Regions from separate parts of the Homo sapiens genome. Here region 1 is linked to region 2. The links are chromatin loops, found by intact Hi-C in ENCODE. Cell type or tissue: chondrocyte. All regions are shown on one strand. Links, peaks and the distances in the headings refer to the core of each region. The heading gives the core; the rest is flanking DNA. Region 1 holds the start of LOC107984507 (a long non-coding RNA gene). Region 2 overlaps FBXL14 (F-box and leucine rich repeat protein 14).

Region 1 (6,776 bases), core at 882-3,381, 58 kb before region 2:
GACCGCTGGGAGAGGCAGTTCGGTTTGCGGGGAGCCTGCCCGGCCCTGTTTTACAGGGAGGGAAACTGAGGTGGCCCCGGCCCTGCGTTGGTTACTCAGCTGAAGGGGTGTGTGTGTGTCCGGTGTCCCCTCCACTTCACCCGGGCCCTTCTTCACTGCTTTTGCCACCTGGCCACGTTGGCAACAGCTTCCAGTTGCTACTCCCCTGGGCAGAGGTTCAGCCTGGTACCTGGAGGAGAAAAACTAGGGATCGTGGAATCAACCCCCCAGACTGCTCCAGGGGCCCCGGAATGTGCCCAGTCACCAGAGCTGCGATGGGACGTCTGTGCCCGTGCCGTCAGTGTGGAGCCGAAAACCCTGGCTCGGCAGGGCAGGGGCAGCCGCTAGCCAGCCACCAGCACTCGTCCAGGCACACGGGGGAAGCCTAGGGAGCCCCCTCCTGTGGCTGGCCCCTAAGGCAACGGAGAGCCCAGGCAGCAGCGGGCACGCCCTCAGAAGGCCTAAGGACCCTTTCCTGCACCCAGCCTCTCCTGCCATCCGATTAACCGGCAGAATTCACTTACGCAAAGGCAAGACTCCCCATCTCAGGCACAGACGAGCGGATGCCAGACCTGGAGCTTGCAGCCGCACCCCTGCCTAGGCTCACACACACAGGTCCTGGCAAACACACCGACCTATTAGAGGTGGAAGACTGAGGGGTGGTTTTCCTCCATCTCAAAATAGTGTCTGTTCTCGCTTTGACACACAAGATTCGTGGTTATAAATAGCAAGAAGGAGGAGGTGTGTCTCCTTGGAAGGATGGCAGTGCTGAAAGAGACCTCTTAGGCACCCTTGTGAGAGGAGTGATGGAGCTGGCGTCTTCATGGTGATGACAAGTCCAGCAGTCCAAGGGAAGGGTCACAATTAAAACCAGGGCTTTTTACTAACAGATGCAGGTGGCGCGGACAACAGGGCAGGACGTGAAGGGAGTAAAGGAACCTAAAGTGACAATGGATGGGTCAATACCCAAAGGCAGTCAGGAGAGACATCTCCCCTTCCCTTTCTTTCTCTTCTTAAAGACAGTCAGGCCAAGGGCGTGTGACACTCTGTGGGATCTGCCTGCCAGGGGAGCAGGAGCCAGGCTCGGAGGAGCTGGCTGGTCTTTTTCCACCCATGGATTTCATACTTTCCCAGGCTCTGATATCTTATGTATTTGAATATGAATAGGTGATTGAGCGTGTGTGTCTGTGTGTTTCTCCAAGGTATCTGAAACCGGTCCCCTCTTTAGTTCATTTGGTGATTGTAATATCACCAGGGGTTTCTTATTGACTTGAAACTACCCTTTTCTAAAATTTTTTCTGTCCAAAAAGCATAAGTTAAAGGGATATTGCCAAAATTGCTGGGAGCCATATGCTGCGAAAAGAAAAAATCTGGAATTCTTCTTCCCTTGTGTATTTCACCCTCTGACTCTAGGGGCAGCTGAAAGATTTTTTGTTTGCTCTTCTTCAAGGTCAAGAAAGGCAGAGGACTAGGCTGGTCTGTTCTAATTTTTAATTCTAGGATGGTTCTGCTGCTTTCTGGATTGCCGCAGCCTGGCTTCTCTAGCATGGAGGGAAGTTTTTACGTGTGGTGATAGTCCTTGTCTTCTCTGAAATAGAAACCAGTCAGTCCAAAAAAGCTCTCGTGTCAGCGAGAGCTTTTTCTCTCTGGCTCCTTTTCAAACCGCCTGCCATTTATCTCCTTCATCTTCTAACCAGGTCTTCAGAGCCCATCTTTGCTCCAGCGCTAGTCCTGGATGCAGTCCTCAGAGTGTGTGGTCGTGGTGGTAGTTACTGGTTGTTGGGTAACTCCATCAGGTCTCTGAAGACACACAACAGCAGTAGATGTAAAAGCCCTCTGGGCAATGAGAGCATGTGGGAGCTCCACTTACGGGCAGCCTTGGCTGGTTTCTGTTGAGCGTCTTCACCGTTATCTACGAGTCCAGAAACATCCAGCAGAGGGATTGTGCATCGATATTGCCATCAAGATGAAAAGACATGCTCATTTTAAATCTGAGCCACCCTTTAAAGTAAAACTAACCTTCTGTCCATCTCTGGGGCGCAGCCTGTGTGCTCCCCCAAGCAGCATGCTGGAGGAACCCTGAAAACGGATCCGCTGTTTGGTACAGTTCTGGCTGGACTGTTCCCTTCAGCGAGAAATGCCCCAACTCTGGAGAGCAGGTGACTGCACAGCCCCTACCAGGCCCTCTCCACCCCTGGCCCGGCTCTGTTTACCTGGCTAAATTTAAACCTCCGCCCCCTCCATCCCAGTTTGAGCCACTGGCTTGCGGTCTCGCCACTGGGCTGGCTGCTGCGGCAGCATTTCCTGACTTCTTCGCCCCTGTGGTTGCAGTGTGGTCTCTTTGTGCTGCATGAGTCCTCTTCTAGGCTTTCTAAAGTTGGTCTCTCTCCCCGCTGCTTCTCCACCCATGTGGCTTTCTTCCCATCTCTTTCCTCCTGGGTGAGTTGGAACCTGGTTCGGTACTGGGGGAAGATGCTCTCCCCTAACCCTTCCAGATACTGTGCACGGAGATCACAGGAAGCCTAGACTCAAGCTGTCATTTAAGGTCCTCAGGGGGCTGTGCTGACTGTAATCATTACCCAGCCTGGCTGCCGGGCTGTCGGATCCCCTTTGAGTAAGCACGTAGGGTGCTGGCAGCAGTGCAGCCCTTAAAGGGACAGGGGCATTCTCTAAGGTCTTTGGCACCCCAAACCTCCAGCTCCCCTAAGAAACCAACCCACCTGGATGTCCTGTCCTTTGCATCACTGTCTTTTCTTGAGGTTTTGCTGGGGAGGGTGTTTGAGTGGGTTGGGGTGCACACGGTAGCTTCTCTCTGGATCTCAGTAATATTTTCTTTTCTTTCCTTTTTTTTTTTTTTTTTTTTTTTTTTAACAGGGTCTTTCTCTGCTGCTCAGGCTAGAGTGCAGTGGTATGATAATGGCTCACTGCAGCCTCGACCTCCTGGGCTCAAGTGATCCTCTCACCTCAGTCTCCCCAGTGGCTGGGATTGTAGGAGCCGTGCACCACCATGCCTGGCTAATTTTGTTCTTTTTTAATTTTTTGTATAAATTGGGTTTCACTATGTTGCCCAGGCTGGTCTTGAATTCCTGGGCTTAAGTGATTCTCCTGCCTCAGCCTCCCAAAGTGCTGGGATTATAGACATGAGCCACCTTGCCCAGCCTTGCTTGTCTTTTCTATAAAGTGAGAGCATTGGGTTAGTTGGTCCCAGGGGCCCCTTCCAGCTCTAACATCCTGTCACTCTGAACAGCTCGAGCTCTTTCAGGTTTGGGAATCCCTCTGCTGTGGACAGGCCTGGAGTGTCCCCACCAGAGGGGTGGGGGGTGCTCTGGGCCTGCTGCTTTCACAGAGTTACTGTTTCACCAGCCGTGGTCTCAGAGGCAGGGTTTGTGGTCAAGCTGGAGGCTCAGGTTGTGCTCCTGGCTTTGGGCTTGGGCCTGCCAGGGGCCTCTGTGGTTCGCTGGCATCTGGGAGATTATGACAAGCCTCTGTCTCCAGCTTTGGGTGACTTTGGGGCTGGTGCCTGAGTTCTAGGGGGAGGCACCCCAACCTTTCTTAAAGGGGTATACAGTCTCCTCTGTAGCCTCCTAGAGCCCCAGAAATGCTAACTCCTAAAAGGTTACTCCTGTCTGATTTATACAGTGGATTTACTGAGGCCTGGGAAACGATAGCTGGCCTTGGCTTAGAAAAGGCAGTGAACTCAAAAGTTCTTGGTTTACACACTTTAGCCCCCAAAAGTCACTTTAGAGTTATCTGCAAATGATTAATTGTTGGATTTGCTCTGAGTCCTGTTGTGGAAGCAAAAACTGTAACATAAAAATATAATGTTATGAAAAATCTAAAGTAACAAAGCTTTTCTGAGGCCAGCTCGTGGTCATCCTGTTTGCTGCTCTCAGTGTGGCTCCTCTTAAAGAGGTCAAGCCCAGAACCGAAGGTGCGCAGCCACAGAGCAGCCCTGAGCTCCTGGGCTCTTGCTGGTGTCGTGCCTTCACTGGTGACACTTCCTGAACTTAACCAGTGGATGGACATGGGCAAGAGGCCAGTGGCCCCGCACCCATTTTTCTTACCGGTGAATATCCCCCAGATGACAGGAGGCTTGTCTTGCTCTGGGAGGTTGGGGCAAAGTTGAGTGCCTGTCATAGACTCCTCCCTAAGGTTATAGATTTCACCAGTATTTGTTGAGAAGTTTCTCCTGAGAAATTTTGAGTAAAGAATTACTGAATTTTCTTAGAAATCTTGTTTGGGGGTATGAGACCTGCAATCAAAGCAATTAAACTTTTAAAGAGATTGTGTATATAAATTGAGAACTAGAATATCACCCTTGGGAGCGGGGGCTGGTGAGTGAAGGAAGAGGGGGCATTTTCAGTTGCATTGATAGGGTATATGCTGGGACGAGGAGGGCTTTTGAGGCAGACTTCTGGGTGCAAACCCCAGCACAGCTGCGTCACCTGAGGTAGGGCAGGTTACCTGACTTCTCTGTGTCTCTGTTTTCTTACTTGTGTACTGGAAACCGTAACTTTATACCTATCTCTATGTGGTATGTGGTGGTTAGGACTAGTGTACATAAAGCATCTGGACCATGCCTGGAGCCTTGTGGGGCTCTAGATGCGACAGCTTTTGTGGTGATATTGATGAAGGGAAGGAAGAGGGAGGCAGGTCGATGGGAGAGGAGAGCTCAATGCTGACGTGGTCCTGCGCAGTTGAGAATCCGGCGAGTCCCTGGCTGAAAAGGAGGGGGTCCTGCTGACCCCATCTCAGAGGCATCTGTCGTTTTAACTAAGCAAATGCTGATATGTTCCCTGGATTTGGAAGTCACCCAAAATCTTAACTTGTTGCATTTTGTTATTCTTAAAAAGGTAACCTCTGTGAAGTCATATCTAAAATCAGCTTTAGGCTGGGCAAGGTGGCTCACGCCTGTAATCCCAGCACTTTGGGAGGCCGAGGATCATTTGAGGTCAGGAGTTCGAGACCAGCCTGACCAAAGCTCATCCTAAGCTCGGGTGATCCTCCTGCCTCAGCCTCGTGAGTAGCTGAGACTACAGGCACGCACGACCGTGTCCGACTAATTTTTAAATTTTTTGTAGAGATAGGGTCTCATTATGTTGTCCAGGCTGGTCTTGAACTCCACTTCAAGTGATCCTCCCACCTTGGCCTCTCAAAGCTCTGGGATTGCAGGTGTGAGCCACCACTGCTGGCCCATTGCCTCCCCTTTGCTGTACGACCTTCACTTGGCTTCCAGAGCATCTCACTCTTCCAGTTTCTCTTCTTGCTCATCGGCAGCAGCTCACCTGGTTATCTCTTTGGACCTCTTGTCTTCTCTATGTACAGTTATACGCTGCATAAAGATGTTTCGGTTAATGATGGACTGCATAGACCACAGTGGTTGCATAAGATATTTCACTGTGCCTTTTCTATGTTTAGATTTGTTTAGATACACAAATACTTACCACTGTGTTCCAGCTGCCTAGAGTATCCAGTACAGTCACATGCTGTGCAGGTTTGCAGCCCAGGAGCAATCAGCTAGAGCATCTCACTTGGGTGTATAGTAGGCTCTACCATCTAGGTTTGTGTAAGTTCACTCTGTGACACTCACACAGTAATGACATTGCCTAATGACACGTTTCTCAGGATGTATCCCTGTTGTTAGGCGACGTGTGACTGTACTGTACACTCTGATGGTTGTAAGTACTGTCTCTACCCTTAGGAACCTCATGGTTTTGTGTCTTGCCTGCTCCTCTCTCTTGAACTCCAGACCGGTGTTGCTGAAGCAGCACCTCCTCTACAGAATTACATGCCTCTGAGCTCGTCCCTGCCTTCCCATAGCCCTCTCCATCTCATCCTCCTTGTTGCTCATGCTGTAAACCCTGGAGTCAGTCTTGACTTTTCCCTTCTCTCCCTTCTGACATCGAATCCATCAGTGATTCTTGCCAAATCCAAATTCAGAACGTTCTCAGCACCCTGATGACTTCTCACCTCCTCTACCCTTCTCATCCCGGCTCATTAGGAGGCACCTCCTAATTGGTCTTTCTGAGTTAGTTAGGGCAGCAATCCTGTGTGATATGTCAGATCTTGTCACTTTTCTCTTCAAAACCTTCCAGTGGCCTTCCATCTCATGCAGGAGAAAGCCAAGTTCTCACACTGGCTTGCAAGCCCTTGGTGGGCAGCCCCCACTTACCTCTGCGACCTCACCCTAGCGAGGACTTCTGTGACTTTCCTATATAGATCATAACCCTTTCATCATTCTCTAGCCCTCTTCTCTGCTTTATTTCTCTCTGTTATACCCATGGAACATACAGGTATTTTATATTTCCCTTATTGGTCCTCTGTCTGCTTCCCCTTGCTAAAACAGAAACACCACAAGGGCAGGGGTTGTTGTCTGTTTTGTCCACTGTTGTATCTTAAAGAGTACATGGGACAGTGCCTGACACGCAGTGGGTGTTCAGTGAACATTTGCTGAAGGACTTAAGTGGATGAAAGACAGCGGTTTCACCTGTTGGCAGGGAAGAGTGTTAACAGTGGGAACAGGCTGAGCGTGGTGGCTCATTCCTGTAATCTCAGTGCTTTGGGAGGGATGGCTTGAGGCCAGGAGTTCTAGACCAGCCTGAGCAACATAACAAGACACCCATCTCTACAAAAAATTTTAAAAAGTATCTGGGTGTGGTGGTGAACACCTGTAGTCCCAGCTACTTGGGAGGCTGAGGTGGGAGCATCCCTTGACCCTGGGAGGTTGAGGCTGCAGT
Region 2 (2,500 bases), core at 1-2,500:
GGGTGCTCAAATTTTTATCAATTGAATCTGTACAGCCATGCAGTCTCTTGGAAGAAAAACAGACTAAGAACCCACTGCCGTGTAACCTTCAGGAGTTGTGTCAAATGCTGGATTAGAAAGCTGACCCTAATTCAGAGTCCCTACTTCTTAATAGGCTTCACACTTTTTTTTTTTTCCAGGCATTAAGCACTGTAACCTAAGTGGGAAGAAAGAGATCCACACCTTCCCCAAAGAAACAGAAGATGGATCTAGTGTCAGGCTCAATTAGACCCAATTGTGATGACTCTCCAAAAAGGAACAATGCGGCTTTTGTGATATGCTCAGGCAGAAAGCTTGGACATTTTACAAAACAATCTTATCCCAAGAGAAACCTGGGTTCCAGCCCTCTTCCTGGAAAGAGGGGTTGATCCAGGAAAGTTTTATACTACTCTTATCAGCTCTTGCTGAGATCAGTATTTTTTTTAACAATCTCAGAAACAACCCAGACCAATGTGAAACCAGGAATATGAACCACTCCCCTGTTGGAGCACTCACACCCATAGGTCTCCACAGCCAAACCACAGGGTGTCAGATTATTTTGTTACTGTCTACCAAAGGGAACTCTTGCTGGAATTCTGGTATTTCATTAATCTGCCCCGATTTCAGTCTAAAAACCCTTGACAGAGTGGATCCAGCGGCCAGCCTCGGCTATTGGAAGTGCTAAAATGCAAATGTGCAAAATCCTGGCCAAGCTCCCCATCCCCCAGGAAAGTGCTTCCTTACAGCCGGGCCTGGAGGGGAATGTGAAAAAGAGGGCTTGAGCTGCCCTCCTCCTCTCCACCCGGACCCTCGCTCACACTGGGAGATTCAGTATGCATGACTGAGCCGGCAAGCACGCAAGGACAGCGCTCTTTTAACTTTTCTCAACAATGGCTTCAGTCCTTCCACCTTCACATCCTCCCCACACCCACTCTCAGGGTAAAAAAAATCCATCTTTCTTGCCCACGTCGTGAACCACTTTTCAACATCACCTCTAGATCTCATTTTCACCCAAAGAAAAACTGGCCACTCGGGGAAACTGTGACTTACATACAAATCTGGTTTTTTAAAAAGTTTCATTTTGTTCAATTTCTTTAAATTTCCACGTTGTTGAAAGTTTAAAGCCAAACATTATATAAATCTCCAGTCTAATCACATTTCTAGAAACAAAACATGTCAGTAGTAAACCTTATACAGAATAAAATTCTACCCATGAGTTGACTCACCCCCACATAGGATGCACCAAACTCCACCTTGCGTCCTCTTAGAGTATACAAACAACACCTCCTACCTTGGCATGTACCCAAGCACACAATGCCTTAAAAATAATTCGCAGATACAAGGCTGTTGTTTTTTTTTTTTTTTTCAAAAACATACTTCATATTTCCTCTTTTATTATATAAATATCAGTTTAACCTTTTACTGTAAGAATATAAACGTTTTAAGAGGATCTTTGTTATTATTTATACAAATTCACAAACAGTACAATTAATTGATAAAGGTCTCTGGGTTTCTTTAACTCCATGGTCTTGCATGTTGCTGTGGAGGGTTCTAAAGAAATAACAACAAAAATCCAACGAAAATATACATCCTACTCAGAAGTGATTTCTTTAAAGCCACAAGTCCCAACCCCCACCAAAAGAAAGAAAGTCATCTATTCCTCCATTTAGAAACGGAATTTTTTAAAACCCACAAACTCCCATTTTGTTAATAGAACAGAGATAAGATATGAGCTTCATCACAGCCCCAGGGGCTCTGCAGGCCAGCTCTGCTCCTGTTTCCCACAGGAAGCCGCACTGTGTGACCTTTTTGGGGGGAAACTTGGAAGAGGGTGAGGGTAGGGCAGAATTTGCATATATAATCATCATTTTCAAGACACAATCTGCATCTCCAACAAAAACAACGGTTCAACTCTCATTGCTCCCACATATTTGTGCTATAAATTAAGATTTAGAAATAGGTCCTCAAATCCCAATGAACAAGGAGAAAAAGGAAATTATAGCCAGAATGTGGAAGTGGGGCACACTGGACGGATGGAGGCTGGGAAGAAGCCAACACAAAAAGACGGACAAACCCAAGGGCATCTTTCCAGTCTAGGCACAAACATGTTTCAGTCTCAAAATATCTCTCTTGTAGAATTCCAGGGCTTCAGAAAAAAAGTAAACTAAAACGAGGTAGCCAGACATATATATGTATATATATATATATATAATTTATATATATATAATATATAGAATATATTCAGCAGAAAAAAGGACCATGATTTCAAATTTTTTCCAAAAAAAAATTTTTAAACAGGAAAGAAGATTAAGAACATGAAATGAGCATGAATAGCAGAGTACTGTAAGAGGAGGAGTGATGAGAAGAGACTGGGATTAGTTACAAAGTGGAAGGGTGAAAAGGCCTTTGTAGCTGGGTTTGCTTTTTATACATTTCAAAATAAAAACCAGATCACAGTATTCAAATGAAAGCTGAAGTGAAA

What was found. Peaks named below come from ENCODE experiments on the same cell type or tissue, not always from the same donor. Only the 100,000 strongest peaks of a DNase experiment are listed, where the experiment ranks them.
Region 1: a loop joins it to region 2, with 6 times the contacts of the local background. A loop is called at or near these places in 9 of 110 quality-filtered maps.

Annotation. Positions count from the first base shown.
Region 1 is chr12:1,531,543-1,538,318 of GRCh38, forward strand. It overlaps LOC107984507 (a long non-coding RNA gene), which reads right to left and starts at 650. Exons shown (of 2, transcript NR_160736.1): 1 at 564-650; 2 at 1-229. RefSeq lists enhancers at 2,016-2,215, 2,366-2,515. In chondrocyte, for the core only: CTCF peaks have their summits at 1,502 and 1,959; no DNase peak of the experiment used is centred there.
Region 2 is chr12:1,589,980-1,592,479 of GRCh38, forward strand. All of the region lies in intron 1 of FBXL14 (F-box and leucine rich repeat protein 14), which reads right to left. Among named protein-coding and RNA genes, the nearest start is that of FBXL14, 3.4 kb to the right of the region's middle. In chondrocyte, for the core only: a CTCF peak has its summit at 1,274; no DNase peak of the experiment used is centred there.